Linked DNA regions of Homo sapiens: region 2 is linked to region 1. Evidence: chromatin loops called from intact Hi-C (ENCODE). Cell type or tissue: OCI-LY7. All regions are shown on one strand.

What was found. Hi-C counts contacts between places; a loop is a spot of excess contacts. Peaks named below come from ENCODE experiments on the same cell type or tissue, not always from the same donor. Only the 100,000 strongest peaks of a DNase experiment are listed, where the experiment ranks them.
Region 2: a loop joins it to region 1, with 2.3 times the contacts of the local background. A loop is called at or near these places in 3 of 110 quality-filtered maps.

What each region holds. Positions count from the first base shown.
Region 1 is chr2:98,440,512-98,448,511 of GRCh38, reverse strand. INPP4A (inositol polyphosphate-4-phosphatase type I A) reads right to left here and starts at 3,654. Exons shown (of 25, transcript NM_001134225.2): 1 at 3,427-3,654. RefSeq lists a silencer at 3,185-3,824. In OCI-LY7, CTCF peaks have their summits at 3,854 and 4,062; DNase peaks (open chromatin) are centred at 3,241, 3,681 and 4,181; H3K4me3 peaks cover 2,440 bases.
Region 2 is chr2:98,546,472-98,554,471 of GRCh38, reverse strand. INPP4A (inositol polyphosphate-4-phosphatase type I A) reads right to left here. Exons shown (of 25, transcript NM_001134225.2): 13 at 7,778-7,886; 14 at 1,503-1,686; 15 at 1-201. Among named protein-coding and RNA genes, the nearest start is that of COA5, 58 kb to the left of the region's middle. RefSeq lists enhancers at 1-98, 5,308-5,397. In OCI-LY7, CTCF peaks have their summits at 3,636 and 3,855 (motif pointing right); DNase peaks (open chromatin) are centred at 201, 4,921, 5,171 and 6,881; H3K4me3 peaks cover 2,806 bases; H3K27ac peaks cover 4,643 bases.

The DNA.
Region 1 (8,000 bases):
TACAGAGACAGAAAAACTTAATGCAAAACAGATGATCTAGGATTTTCTTTTGCTATAAAGGACATTATCGAAGCAATTGACAAAATCTAAATACGACCTGTACACTAAATAGTGTTATATCAACATTAATTTCATGATTTTTTTTTTTTTTTTTTTTTGAGACAGTCTCACTCTGCTGCCTAGGCTAGAGTGCAGTGGTGTGATCTCGGCTCACTGCAACCTCCACCTCCTGAGTTCAAGAGATTCTCATGCCTTAGCCTCCCAAGTAGCTCGGACTACGAGCACACGCCACTATACCCAGCTAATTTTTGTATTTTTAGTAGAGACAGTATTTCATCATGTTGGCCAGGCTGGTCTCAAACTCCTGGACTCAAGTGATCCTCCCACCTCAGCCTCCCAAATTGCTGGGATTATAGGCATGAGCCACTGCGCCCGGCCATGATTTTTTTTTTTTTTTTTTTTTTTGAGACAGAGTCTCACTCTGTCCTCCAGGCTGGAGTGCAGTGGTGCGATCTCTGCTCACTGCAAGATCCGCCTCCCAGGTTCACGCCATTCTCCTGCCTCAGCCTCCCAAGCAGCTGGGACTACAGGCGCCCACCACTAAGCCCGGCTAATTTTTTGTATTTTTAGTAGAGATAGGGTTTCACCGTGTTAGCCAGGATGGTCTCGATCTCCTGATCTTGTGATCCGCCCGCCTCGGCCTCCCAAAGTGCGGGGATTACTGCTGTTATGAATATCCTTGTTTTTTGGGAAATACACAGTGAAGTATTTAGAGGTAAAAGGGCCTCAAGCCTGCAACTTACTATTAAGCAGTTCAGGAAAAAGTAGTAACACACAGGAATACAAGAGAATGATAAAGCAGTGTAACAGAATGTCCACATTTGGAGAATCTGAGAAACCTTTGGCTTATTCTTGCAACTTTTCTGTAAGTCTGAAACTATATCAAAATACTAAAAAAAAAAAATTAGAGAATAACATGTGCATATGAATAGAAATATAGGTAAATTCCCTGGGATTAGCTTCATGATGGTATTTTCCTTAAAAACACAGAGACAAAATGAAGCAAGCCTGCATGGGCGTTAATATTGGTCTCCTCAAAATATGTTTTCCTCACAGAACTTCTGTTTTAGGACACTGAAAAAAAAAGCCGTTTCGAAGGCTCTCTCAAGACCAGCTCATTAATCAAGTTCTACAGAAGCACCAACATAATCAAGCCTTTTTCGCTGCAGATTTGTGCTATTTTTTTCTCAGTGAAAGTCAAAGCCTCCTGACACCATGAGTAGTTGATGATGTTGTGGCAACTTTTCTGGAATACTAAACTGAAAAGGAGCTTTTCATTTAAAAACGAAAACAGGATGAAACAGTCTTGGTGGAAAGCCTCCCCCTCCACTCTGCCTCACTGAACTCTTGAGATGTTAAGCCCTGGGCTGGGGATCAGTGGGGCAGTCGGTCCCACACCGCCTTCAGGTCCATTCCCGTGTGCATTTGAAGAGATGTTGGCTGAGAACGCTCCCTCTTAGGCAGGCAGCTGGTTAAAGGGACTTGCAGGGCTGATAGTTCTCTGTCATACACATCCCATTTTTCTAGTGCTCTACAGTTTACAAATAGCTCTCGTGTATTATTTTATTTCATCCTTCCTTAAAGTGATTTTTTTTTAAAAAACGCTAATATTCAGTTTAACAGCAATACTACAAAATATCCAGTTTTGAAAACAGGGAGGCACTATAATATCTGCCCTTGGTTCTGAATCTAGTTGGGAAACAAGACTTACCCAAGCAGATTAAACACCCTGAGACAGAATAATCTAAATGAAAAAAGTAGCTACATGATGAGTAAGGTGGCCAGGTAAGCAGACTAATTCTATAAGGAGCTCAGTAGAAACACAATGTTTCTTTCTCTTTGAATTTGTCCACATCCATTTCTTTAAGCCTTTTCTTCAAGCCAAACTCTACCAAGCAGCTCTGGCTTCACAGGCGTGTTTACTAGACATCACAGGGAATGAGGCACCGAGAGGCCCGTTCACATGCAACGCCACCCCTGGGACAGACAGCATCACGGCCTCCTGGCACCACTCCTGCAACAGACCAACCACACTGCCCTTCTTACATGGGCCCCATCATTCATCTTTCTTCAAAGAAAACAGTACATTAGCAGTCGACACTTCAGCAAAGAACCCCCAAAACAAATGCCCTAGCCTAGATCCAAAAACAAAATTTCCGTTAAAGAAAGTGTGTTTTTCAACCAAAGAAAAATTAGGCTCAATTCTAGGACAACCTATAGCAAGCAATTCTACGTGCACTGGCCAACGCCAACAGCAGCTAGATTCCAAAACAAACTCAGCAAAAAAGGCTCTGCTCTCACCTTTTAGAGATAAGAACCAGAGTCAGCAAGCGGCAGAACCATGATTCACACCGAAGTCAACCCACTCTGTCCTCAACCCCACTGGCTTCCCCATGGTCCACACAACCCACTGTGAACAGATGGACCAGTCAGAATTTCTCTGCAACACCCAAATCGCCACCCCACCCCCATTCCCTTGGTTTAAATGCCCTGAGGGGCAGGCGACAAATCAAATTCCACTCTTAGGCAGGTTCCCAACACAAGACACATTCAGTGGCAAAGCAAAAGAGAAGATGGGCTCTACCACATATAGGTCTTTCTTACCCAGAGGAACATTTTCATGGTCTGTCATTACGGATGAACTCGGGGCAGGAAGAACCCATCATTATGTAATGTCAGAGGGCAGGCGACAGGGGAAGGGAAGCGAGACCATCAACATTCCCTTCCTTCGCCCACAAAGACACAAATTTACCTCTGACATTTTGAACGTCTGTCTTCTGGGGCCTACCCATTCCTGGCTGGCTTTTCAAGAGACAGCCACAGATCCCTGCACATTTCTCAGGCCTCAATTAATTGACTAGCAAAGCCAGAGAGAAATAAAATATAGAAAGCAAAGATGCTAGAAATGTTGTCGGGGTCTAAAGGCAGGCAGAAAATGGAAGAGTTTCGAGGATGGAGACCAGATTTCCCACACGGAGATGCATGTTTACTTTCACCCGGTTATGTTTCCACCCCAAACACGGCAAGGCCTCCAGCTTCAGGAGCCCGTAGACCCAGCCCTGGAGCCGCATCGGGCAGGCACCGCGTCTGCGTCCCGCGGCCACGCGCCCGCTCGGCACCCGGCTCCCTGCTGGGGCGGCCGCGTCTTCACGGGGCTGGGGGTCGGCCGGGCTCGGATTGTTCTCAAAAGACGCCACCGCAGGTGGACCACTGGCACCGTTAGGCAGTGCAATTTCCATGAAAACCGCGGGCGCCGTCCACATCCGCCCCAGCGGGGACCTGGACGCGCCCCCGCGCCCGCTGTCCGTCCCCGGCCCCGGCCCCCGCGGCGGCCGCGTCGCCTCCTGCCCGGCCCGGCCCACCTACCTGGCGCTCCCCGGCCCCCGGCGCCAGCCGCCCCGCTGTCCCGCCGGGCTGCGCGCCAGAGCCCCGCAGCAGCAGCAGCGCCGCCGCCTGGCTGTGAAGTCGCGGGCTGCGGGCCCGGCCTCAGGTGCTGGTCCTCCTGCCCCGGCCCACGGAGCCCGACCCGGCGGCAAACCAGCAGCGAACCCTCCACGCGCGCCGCAGCCCTAGCCAGCCGCCGCCGCTCTAGACGCCGGGCGCAGCCCCGCCCTGGCCCCGCCCCCTTGTCGCGCATGCGCGCTGAGGGCCCGGCCCGCGCCCTGCGACCCCCGCCCCACTACCAGCCCGAGCTGGGTCCGCCCTCTGAGACAGTAGGGCCGGTGACCGAGCTGCTCGCGCCAATTCCTACTGCTAGGTTCCCACAAGATCCCACCCTATCCTGTGACTGCTTCACCTGCAAGGAGTTCTTGAACTTCTGGACTTGACTGAGCGATGGCATCTTCACCCTGTCATCCACTGAGGCATCTGAGGCCCTGACGGATCCCCAAGGGAAAGTTTCCTGGAGGAGCCGCGACCCGGGGATGCGCCCCCAACCTTTTGCCCTCCGGACAAGAGCACTTCCTGAAGTGCAGACGTACTCACTCCCCAGGAGATGTTTAGGAAACTGAACATTCCAACCAGACAAGCAAAAAATTAAAATCTTAATTCTTTGAAAATACAGACTTGCAAAAAAAAGAAAATTGCTAACCTCTAAGTGTATGTCCTTCCGGACCTGTTCTGGCCTGTGTGCATAAGTGTGCACTAACAGACTTGCAACAGCATCAGTCCTTACACTTTGCCCCAAGTTTCTATTTTTCCATAGACAAAAACAATAATCAGAAGTTTTGGAAGAAAATTTTCACTTTGACTTTAAAACAGCATTTCTCCTTGAGCAAGGGCAAATACTGGACTGAATGTATCCTTATCTTTGAGTCTTCACATTTTATCCGAAAAAAAAATTCTTAAAATGATTTTAATTCAATAAACCAGAATACTTCTCAGGCAGAGCATTTAAACATATAATTTGCTTCAAAAACAAAAGAGATTAACCAGTTAGGAATGGAAATTAAGAATTCTCTGAACTCATTTAGAATTATGTCTGATCCTCCTCATGTCACCAAAATACAGACAATAGTCTGGAATAAAAATAAACAAATATAAAACGAGTTTTTTGGGGAGCCTGAGGCAGGAGCATCGATTGAGCAGAGGAATTTGAGGCTGCAGTGTCAGCCTGGGAGACAGAGCAACACCCTGTATCTCTAAAAAAAAAAAAAAAAAAAAGAAAAGAAAAGAAAAGAAAAAAGAAAAAGAAAATGTCCTAGTTTTAAATTTTTATTTCTTTACTTTTTATTTTATTTCTCTTCTGAAAAGTAACTTAGTAATAAAACAGTTCCCTCTTATTATTTCTCCAGCTAAATGGAAAGAAATATTGACAGAACCTTGACTCCACAGTACAAAGTTAAAGCCAAGAAAATCAAATTTGTAGAAATGCAAAAATATTTTTGCATTTTTTTTAATTACTGTGACCAATTAGTTTGCTTGGAACAGCCCCAGTTTACATCTTTTTGCAGCAAAATTATTAATAGGGCCCTCTTTCACTCTCAAATGTATTCCTGTTCAAACAATAAATTTTATGGCCATGCTGTTTATTTATTTATTTTTGGGATGGAGTTTCGCTCTTTTTGCCTAGGCTGGAATGCAATGGCGCGATCTCGGCTCACCGCAACCTCTGCCTCCCAGGTTCAAGCAATTCTCCTGCCTCAGCCTCCCAAGTAGCTGGGATTACAGGCATGTGCCACCACCCTGGCTAAATTTGTATTTTTAGTAGAGACAGGGTTTCTCCATGTTGGTCAGGCTGGTCTTGAACTCCTGACCTCAGGTGATCCACCCGCCTCGGCCTCCCAAGGTGCTGGAATTACAGGCGTGAGCCACCACGCCTGGCAGTCATAATCAAGCTAAGAAAGTTGTTAAACACTAACTTTTAAAAAAGAAAAAAAAATTAAATTTATAAAGATTTAAAAATAGATATCAGTCTAATTTCAGTATTCATTCATTTAGTACAGTAACACTGAATGAGGATCAGCTTCCAATAACATCTGTCACTTGACTGTTATGTAATTCTGGATAATCTTCAAAGATCAATCACATTTTCAGTGTGGCAAAGAATGAGGCCCTAATTCCACCGTAGAATGAAAATTATCAAGAGAAAAGGGAGCCATGTGTTAGTTAATACTGTAAAAGGAAAATAAAATCTCGGGACCCCCAAACTCACTACTCCAAAGGGAAAAGCTAAGCTTGGGAACTGAATCATGCAAAAAAAACTGCCTTCCTTTTGTTCCTAAAGAGATAGCTGCAAGATAGAAGGCCACATATCTCCCCAGGTGGCCTCCCTCACCCTGACAATGTAAATTAACAGCTTATCGTCACAGGAATGGGACAAAGACAAGCGGAGGAATCATCCTTCCACCCACCCCAAGACAAATGCATATTTGACCTCTTCCTCTACTCTCTGTTTACTTACCTTATGTAAAAATGCATAATTCACTGTTCTTCTTTCCCCTCCTGCCCACTTTTTCCTCTTTAAGTATTGAAGTCCCCAAAACCCTCTTGGGAAAAAGCATAGGCCACAGATCCTACTGATCCTACTGTAGTTTGTGCCTCATTTTCCCAGTTGCATCCTCAACCTTGGCAAAATAAACCTCTAAATTGACAGATCTGTCTCAGACACCTTTTGGTTTACAATATCATGCTATATCTTCCCTAAGCATCACGATGTGATAGCTAAGTATGCTGGTGGTAAAGTATCTCAGTCCTTCAGAAGTTCTCAACATGGGGTCCCTAACCAGTCACATCAACATCCTCCCAGAACTTGCTAGAAATGCAAATTCCCAGACCCCATCCCAGATCTGCTGAATCAGAAACTCTAGAAGTGGGGCCAAGTGACCTGTATTTTAACAAGCCCTCCAAGGGATTCTGATGAACATACTGACTTAAATGATCTATATACAATAAGTAAGCTTAAGGGAGGGGACCACCCCTCATATTGTCTTATGCCCAATTTCTGCCTCCAAAGAAAGAAGAAGTAAAAACTGAAAGGCAGAAATGAAATCCACAGGCAGACAGCCCAGCGCCGCGCCCTAGGCCTGCTAGTTAAAGATTGACCCCTGACCTAACCAGTTATGTTATCTATAGATTCCAGATATTGTATGGAAAAGCATTGTAAAAATCCCTGTCCTGTCCTGTTCCATTCTGATTACCCGTGCATGCAGCCCCCAGTCATGTACCCCTACTTGCTCGATTGATCATGACCCTCTCACACGGACCCCCTTAGAGTTGTGAGCCCTTAAAAGGGACAGGAATTGCTCACTCAGGGAGCTTGGCTCTTGAGACAGGAGTCTTGCCGGTGCTGCCGACTGAATAAACCCCTTCCTTCTTTAACTCAGTGTCAAGGAGTTTTGTCTGTGGCTCGACCTGCTGCAAGCTGATTCAGATTATCTACATACAATAATTAAGAGGTGAACAGTGTTATCTTTAGGACTAGAACCATCCTACATGAGAATTTATCTTCAGGCCATTTAACAGGATATTTTTGTAGGGATACAGTCAGCTATCCAAATCTATGGTTTCCACATCCATGGATTCAACCAAATCACAGATCAAAAATGTCTGGAAAAAAAAATCGCATCTGTACTGAACTTGTATGGACTTTTTTTTCTTGTCATTATTCCTTAAACAATAGAGTATAACAATGATTTACATAACATTTACATTGTATTAAGTATTATAAGTAATCTAGAGATGATTGAAAGTATACAGGAGGATGTGCATAGGTTATATGAAAAAAACTACCCCATTTTATATAAGGGACATGAGCATCCATGGATTTTCATATCCACCAGAGGTCCTGGAACCAATCTCCCATGGATACTGAGGGACGACTACATAGAATATGTGTAACCTTGAGGCTGAGCACGGTGGCTCCACCTGTAATCTCAGCATTTGGGGAGGCTGAGGCGGGAGGATCACTTGAGGTCAGGAGTTTGAGACCAGCCTGGCCAACATGATGAAACCCTGTCTCTACTTGAAATATAAAAATTAGCCTGGCATAGTGGTGCATGCTTGTAATCCCAGCTACTCAGGAGGTTAAGGCACAAGAATCACTTGAACCCAGGAGGCAGGGGTTGCAGTGAGCCTGGGCAACAAAGTGAGACCCTGTCTCAAAAAAAAAAAAAAAGAAGAAGAAGAAGAAAGAGTATGTGTAACCTTGAAAACCAACAGCCCTGCAACCATAAGAGCAGTCTAGCAGCCACTGGAGGGACAAAAAGGATGTGGAGCACCTGAAAGAGCCCCATCCCCAGAGTCTTGGCACTATTTACTTGTCTGGCAGCTTCCTGGAAAAGCTACATTCCCAGGGTTTGTCTTTAATTGGCATAACTCAGAGCTTGCCCTGTGCAAATGGTCCTCTCCACAGGGCATTGTTGAAAACAATCAGTAACAATTGTTTAATATTACAGCAGCCTCAGGTAGTGACACCAGTTACAGCTAACAATAGGCTGACT
Region 2 (8,000 bases), 110 kb before region 1:
GTCCACCTGCAGGGAAGATCGGCTGTTTCTCCCTGTCCACCGGGCCATGAGGGTGTCCTGGTCATTTCTAAGCATCACCTGCTCCTCCTCAGTCGAAGTGGGAGAGGCCTTGGAGGCAATGTAGTCAGGCCGTGCAGCGTTCAGCCCATGGATGGAGTTGGCCAGGAGCTTGCAGTCGCAGACCGTGACCAGCTGCCGTGTCTGCAGGTGCACACAAACCAAGGCTGCTGAGCCCAGGCCAGGGGCTGGGGAGGCCCCTGCCTTATCTCAGAAATGGAGAATGGGCTTAAAGCCCAGCACTGCACCCCTCTGCCTTTCTCCACAGTGCAAAGCAACTGAAGGGCTACATCCCTCAAGATGTCTGAGTACAAAGACTGCCATGTGGCCCACTTGGGCTGAATCTTAACAAGAATTTCCCACCAAGGAAGAGAAGAGGTTGAGAAATCTCTGACATTCTCTGATCCCTGCCTACCTCTGACCTGTGATTGCTAGGGGAGGGGCCTGCAGAGAGAGCCCACTGCCCCAGCCTTGACAGACTTCCACCTTCCAGGGAACAAGTGTCCAGGGGTCAGGCCTTACTTTGGTTCAATTGTGTAAGTCTTATCTTTTGTTCCTCAGCATCTAATACCTCAAGTTCTGGGTTCTGGGTAGCTGGCCTCCTGGCACAACATGTCTGGTTTTGGAGAATTCTGCATGCAACACGGGTTCTGTGGTTCATAATGTTACTGCTGACAACTACATCTTTCTTTTCCAGGGGATCTAATCCCCACCTCACACTCTATGCTGTGTGAACACCTGTGAAGGATATAACACATTCTGATCAGGAACAGCAGCTCAACAGCACAGTGAGTGTGAGTGTGGAGGTATAGTCAGAATCTGGGGTGTGTGTGTGTGTATGAGAGCGTGTGTGTGTGTATGAGAGCGTGTTTGTGTGCGCTGAGAGAGAGACCAAGTAATGGGGAAAAGTATCATCCATCAAAAGGGTCTGATAATAGCCACTTCCTCAGTAGGGATTAATACTTACATATTTTAAAACCAGGATCAAGTTATGGCTAAGTAGAAGCTGGTTTACTGACTATATGTAAGCCAATAAAATTATATTCTTCTTATGTCTGTATAATAGCTCAGTTTCTGTTTTCAAATTCAACTAAAATAGAAATGTGGCCAAAAAAAAAAAGTGCTAGTTAGGCTGTTACTGAGAAAGAAGTGGAACTGTATCACCCTCAACAAAATGAGCCCCATGGACTTGCTGAAGGGCACATGTGCCTGAAGCTGCACCTAAGAGTCATGAGCCCTGGGCTCTGCCCTTGGTCTGTCCAGCTCTGCGGACAAATCACAAAACCTCCCTGGGCCTTTGTGCGAAATGGACCTAAGGTAGACCTTCAAAGTCATCCCAATGTCACGCTCTTTGTGGACCATCTTAGGTACACCTGGGCTGCCTGGTGGCTTCCAGAAACCCAAGGAAACTCCCCAGCCCATATGTAGCAGGGCACCCCTCCTACCTTGTCTGCCAAGATGGCGAGTGTCCTCTCAAGGCCAGTGGCAGACCTGTCCTTGGCTGCCCTTGACAGCCGCTCTGCGTAGTAACTCACTTGGGTTTTCAGGGTGTTGATCTGGGCGATGATCTCCTTGGCTCTGACAACATCCTGGGGTATGTAGATTATGGACTGGCAGCCAGATGATGTACTGGAAAGGATAAGAATGGATTCTAAGGGATTCTCCAGAATCTGAAAAGGATGACAGCATCATTCCAACCCCAGCCACAATTGACCCTAAGATGAAGTGTTCTGTGACTCAGGGATGTTCTCTCAAGCTACTCTAGTTGTTGATGAGCAAAGTATATCTTAGGAGATTCTTCCTGTCTATATGGCAGGAGCTTGAAATATTAAACTATGACTCAGTCTTTTATCTGTATTTGCATGTATCTGTATTTTTACTTGTGTATGTAAATGTATGAACAGGTATTGAACAATCATATCCCATAATCACCCAAATGATCGTAATCTTCCACCTCACAACCTCATCTATTAACTTATAAGCAGTACTTAAGTGGAGACATAGAGGCCATTTACAGAAGAAGGGGTCAGGTTATCACAGTGTAGCAGAGACTGCAGTGGGTGTTAGACTTTGTCCCCAAACAACCAAAACCTATTTTTTCTTTTGGCCAATCAGGCATTCAAGCTCCCTGTGAACATACCCACAGTCGTCCTTCCTCTCATGTCTGACCCCAGCAAGTCCCTAGAAAATGGGGTTTCCTTTCCCTTTCCTTCGCTCCAGGACTTCCCTACTTTGAAAAATAACGTTTCATCAAATGAAGAAAAAGTGGAGAACATGCCAAGCCACAGGCAAAGCCGGACTCCTCAGTGGCTTTGTAACCCTGGCTCTCCCTCCTTCCCACCTCTTCGCCACCAAGCAGCGTGTGTGTCTAGGGATCTGATGCCAAGCCTACAGCCCAGCCCCTCCCAGCACAATCAGGAGGCTCTGAAAGACCAACTTCACATCCTCCCGCTGTGGGGGCCTGGCCAGTGTGTTGGGTCCAACTAAACGGTGATGATAAATTGCATGTCTCTTAGCCTGATCCCAATCAATCCAATATTATAAATTTATTTTTCAGACCATCTGAGGAAGCTGAAGAAAGCAGGAAGAAGTACAAGCCACCAATGCAGAGGTCTCCTCCTAAAATTTGAAATTGTGAGCTCTGGGTAGAATGGGTGTCCCTTCGCTCATGGGATGAGGGGTCCTGACTGGTCCCTAAAGGGCTACCCTTTGAATTCTGGGGAAGAGAGAGAGAGGAGGAGCGAGGGCACCTCTCACCACATCCTCCATCACTTCCCCTGGAGATGACAGTCACCTTGGTCAGGGCTGAGAATCTTCCCCATTGGCCCCTTCCCAGGGAAGTCCCAAAGTGGTTCATCAAGAAACCACCACTACCCCTTCCCTTGCTGGATTATGTGGCAAACATGCAAAAACCGAAAACCAAAGCACCCCGGAAAGAAACACCACCACCACAAGCCCACACGCCACAGTAAAAAACAATGGATGTGCCAGAAGCCCATGCAGCAGACCGCACTCAAGCTCGTGGGGCACAACAGGAGTCATTCCACAGCATGATGTGCACACTACTTTCCAATCTGCAATCACTCTTCCAAATGAATAGCTGCCTTCTAAGACCATTTCATCTTAAAAAGACAATCTCAAAATAGGATTTTAAAAAATCAATTCAGCCAAGCATGGTGGCCTATAATCCTAGCACTTTGGTAGGCCAAGGTGGGTGGATTGCTTGAGCCTGGGAGTTCAAGATCAGCCTGGGCAACATCGTGAGACCCCACCTTTTAAAAAAATTTAAAAATTAGCTAGGCATGGTGGCTTGTGCTTGTGGTTCTGGCTACTTAGGAGGCTGAGGCAGGAGGGTCAACTGAGCCCAGGAGTTTGAGGCTGTAGTGAGTTATGACGGTGCCAGTGCACTCCAGCCTGGGTGACAGAGCAAGACCCTGACTCCAAAAACAGTGGAAAAAAAAAAAGGATTCTTCCCAGGCCCCCAATATTTAGAGTACATATATAAAATGTGCTGTATGTAGATCTACTTCTGTGTAAGGAGGTGGCTGTGTACCCTTCAACAAATACATACCCTCTGCCCAGGCCAAGAGAAAAGCACTACCCTATACTTGCCCTGTATTCTCACAAGTCATGTTTTAATGATGATACCTGGGACTTATGCATGGGATATACATGGCAGGGGCAAGAAAAGGCAAATTTCAAAGAGGTGCTGTTTAGGATGATGAGGAAAATACAAGCATGTGTGCTCAACTACCTAGTTTTAAAAACCAGGCAGCCACATGAGGGCGGCAGGATGGAGGTGTAGACATGAAGCCTAGGGGCAGCCCCAGGAGGCAGTATCCTAGGTATAGCCCTTGGACTTTGCATTAGGCCCCCACCCCAGACCCGGACCTACCCAGAGCTGGGGTCATGGGCTAAACTGAAGATGCCATGAGAGCGTAAGGGTGGAGTCTTGTGGCCCTGGCCAGGAACTGCTGGTAACTGCTGAGCAACAGTCACTCTGGACATTAGAAGAGCAGGATCACCTCTGCAGAGGCTGAGCCCCCATGGAGCTGGGTTCTGCAAGGGTAGGAGGATTGGGAGGCTGGGTCCTCTCTGCCTGGGATTTAGCCCCTCACAGTCTCCAGGCAGGGACACTCCTTCTGCCTGTAACCCTCCCCGCTCCATCCCCTCCCTGCTTCAGGGACAGTCTTGTATATGGGGAGCAGGGGGGAGACGGCAAGGGGTGACCAGGCCCAGATTGGGCTATGGAGGGTCCTCAGAGGGAACCCAGGAACGCAGAAAGTTCCCCAGGAACAAGGTTCAACCCAAAACACCTGGGTTGGGATTTACCAAGGAGCAGGCCTTGGGGGCAGCTCCTTGGTAAAGCCAAAGGCCTCTCCCCTCCCATTCCTCTTCCTCTGCCCCGCTAGACTCAACCCCTAAGTACTTTACTTGTCCCGTTATGGGAAAGATCAGGCCTTGAAAGAGTCCCCAGTAGAGAAAAGGCAGGGAGGGGAGGCTGAGAGGCCACTTCCACAGAAGTAGCATGGGTCTGCTCCATTAAGGAGGCAGGAGCAGCAGCAACCGTCCCTAGATGCCCTCCTCCCTCCCTTGTACCTAAAGTACCCCCAGGGAAAAGGACCCCCAGGGGGAAGTTGAGAGGCCTCAGCCTGGACATCGGGGAATGTCCTCAGTGCTTCCTCCTGTCAGATGCCACCAGCAGAGCCTGACACCTCCAGCAGGGCCCAGCCATAGCCCCTGAGCCCCATGGGTCACAGGCTCTGAGGCAGCAGCATTTCTTGAGGGGCTGCAGGTGCCTCTGAATGAAGCACCACTGCAGAGCCTCTGTTATGAGCCTGGGGAAGCAGTAGAGAAGCCCAGGCAGCAGACACCGTGGTTTCTAACTGTCATCTAATTATCTGGTGGAAAAAGTCACTCAGTTGTATTAAATCTTGGTTTGTACCCACCCCCAGGGGTAAAACTGACCTTGGTAACAGTGTTATTAAAATCAGCATAAATTAATAAGCATCATGAAGATGTAGGCTGGCTTCATTTGTATAAGAGGTAATAGTGAAGTGAAAACTGAAAAGCCACAAGACTCCTGTATAAGAAGACAGGAGTTCCCAGCTGCACCCAGGGGCTGACATGAGAACCCAGCACCCAGGGGCTTCCTGGGTCGGGCCCTTCCTCTTCCTGGGAGAAACAGAACTAGGTCCTTTCTCAGAGTGAGTACGACAACACCCAGCTGCCAGGTTTTAAAGGTAAAACAGCAGACTGAAGATTGGCTATTCATTATTAAAGAACATTGCAGTTGGAAGGGAGGACTGTTTATGAGGTGTATAACTAGGAACCATGGCAGCACCGCAGGGGAAGCCCACAGGAGGAGGTGTGGGGATGGCACAAGCTTTCTCTGCATGAGGACGAGACCCAAACAGACACTCTCTCCACAGACAGAAAACTCACCAACACTCCTCAAAACTGCTAAAGAAAAGAACCAAAATGAAATATTAGCAGTTTGTTAGCAAATACCAAATGCAAAAACAAAAAATTAAAAAGCCAACTTATTTTTTGTCAAAATACTTAAAATTATTTGTTGAGGTCCCAACTACAGGGATGACTACAATCATGAGCCCAATGTGCTTATTCCTTAGAGCAGCGTCACTCCCTGTGCTCAAGCCCCAGGGAGACATCCCACCTCAGGCCAAGTTACCTCCGCATTTAAAGGAAAGTTCAAATCATGAATACCATATCTATAAGTGGCTTGATGGCATTAGTGAGAAATTAAATAGAAACTTATATATTTGAAAAATACTAAGAGGTATTTTGAGAAATAAATTCTAAAGTTAACATGCAGAGTTATCAGGAATCAACACCCCAAGCCTCCTGGGACAAAGACCCCCAGAAGGCCCCCTTCTTGACTGGCCAGAGTTACTATGGGTTCTCCTTCAGGGCCCCACCCCATCTCAAGCTGCACGCTCACACTCTCCACAGGGCAACATGCAATGGAGCGACAGACACGCTTTCTGGCTGGCTGTGCAGAGCTGCGGTGGCACAGGAAGCTGCGTCTTCTTCCTATTTCCCAAAGGGACCTGGAGTCAGCAAATCCTAAGACAGGTCTGGTTACCTGGTTTGTCTTAGGGAAGCACCCCTGGGAATGAATCAAAGTCAAGTAGGTTGTCTGGGGGCCTGAATTCCCCTTCCCTGTTTCTCCTCCCTCCGGGACTCACCGGGCTCTGGGCCCACCCAGGCAGCCTGTGCACGTATCTGAATGGTGACTTCTCACAGGGTACGCTCTTCCGTTCCCTGCTCAGCCTTGCCCATGATCAGTGACGCCCCTAGCTGCCTCCCTGACCCCCTCAGCCACTGATCTGACCTTTCACCTCTTTCAGTTTTCTCAGATCACGTCCTGACTCCCAGCCATGGCAGCACAGTCAGGTGCCAACCACCAGCTCCATGGCACATGCCAGAGCTCTTCACCTGACCATCCATGGGATTCTTGTGACGCTCCCTGGGCCTTTGCTCACCTTCCCTCACGCTGTTCCATGCTTGCTTGCTGAGTCTGACCCTCCCCAGCCCACATGCTGCAGAGGCTGTCGACGGATGCTTCTGCTTGTTCCTTCCCACCTCAAACATCTCTCTGCAGCCCCACCTCTTCTCCTGGCCCTTCTGATGAACACCTGCTCTTGCCTCTTTCCATCCTGTGAGAACCCGGCTCTAACACTGTTTTCCTCTCATTCACCTTACCTCATCCACTTCTGTCTTTCCTATCAGCCCAAACACATGCTAAGTCATAATTATTCTCCCTAAACCAAACACCTCATGCTACTTCCTCTACTTTGTGGTCACAGTCCAAGGATCTTACTGGTCATCTACACTCATCACCCCCACTTCCTGAGCCACTGAAATCTTCACAGGTGATGTTCTGGAAGATCATCAATGCCTCCTGCACATCTAACACAACAGCTTGGGTTTATTTCTGGCTCTCTCCCTCCCACCCCTGGGGGCTGGGTGGATGCCCTGCTCCATGCACCCCAGCATCCTCAGCATGCTTGTTTCAGGCCCTGTTCATGCCAAATGGTGCTTGCTGACTTGTCTACTCCCAGGCAAGGCCCTGAGCTCCTGGAACCAGGCCTAGATCTGCTGGGGGCTGTAACTCTGGTCACAGAGCAGGCTGGCAGCAAGGCCAGTCCTCTTAGCTCTCCGCCCCCAGCACTGTGCACCTGGCCACATTTCACCATGTGCAATGCTTCTGCCATGTCTTTGTCTGAAATGCCCTTCACCACCCTCCCTACCTGGAAATTTCCTGCTCAGGACAGTAGCTCTGTACAGCCCCCTGAATGTTTCAAAAACTGGGAATGTTTACCACTGCTGTCCTCTAGGAAACAACATGCTCCAGGCTCGATGCCTATGGTGCTCAACTGACTGGCCAGGGACTCTAAAGGATGCCAAGCCAGCAGAGTCTACATAGGGCGGTTGCCTGGAGCACCACTTCTGAGGTGGATCACAATCTGCTCCTCATTTTGCAGGACAGGACCATTGATCCAGTGCCCTCATCACCCACCCAGCTCAGTCACACATAAACAGAGCAGCACAGGCTCCATAAGGCAGATCCTCCTGCCACGCAAAAGCAGATCAGATGGCTGGGTGTTTTTGCGGTCATATTTTGATTTTATTTTAAACTGAGAAAAGAAGCATCAGAAAGCTGTACAAGGACCACAAACCCTCTCTGGCTACTTACTGTTTCTTGGTCTCTTCAAATTTGTGCAGCTTTTTGCGGAGACCTCCTGACTTAAAACCTTGGCAGTGTGCTGCTGGCGCCCCAATGGTGACGATGTCGTAGTTCTGATCTGAATGACAGAAAGCTCTCCTCCATTACTCTGGGCTCAGGCCTGTGGACAAGCCAGCTATAGGGATATGCACACAAGTCTGGGGTCCTGACCCTCCAGCCCACTGCTGTACAG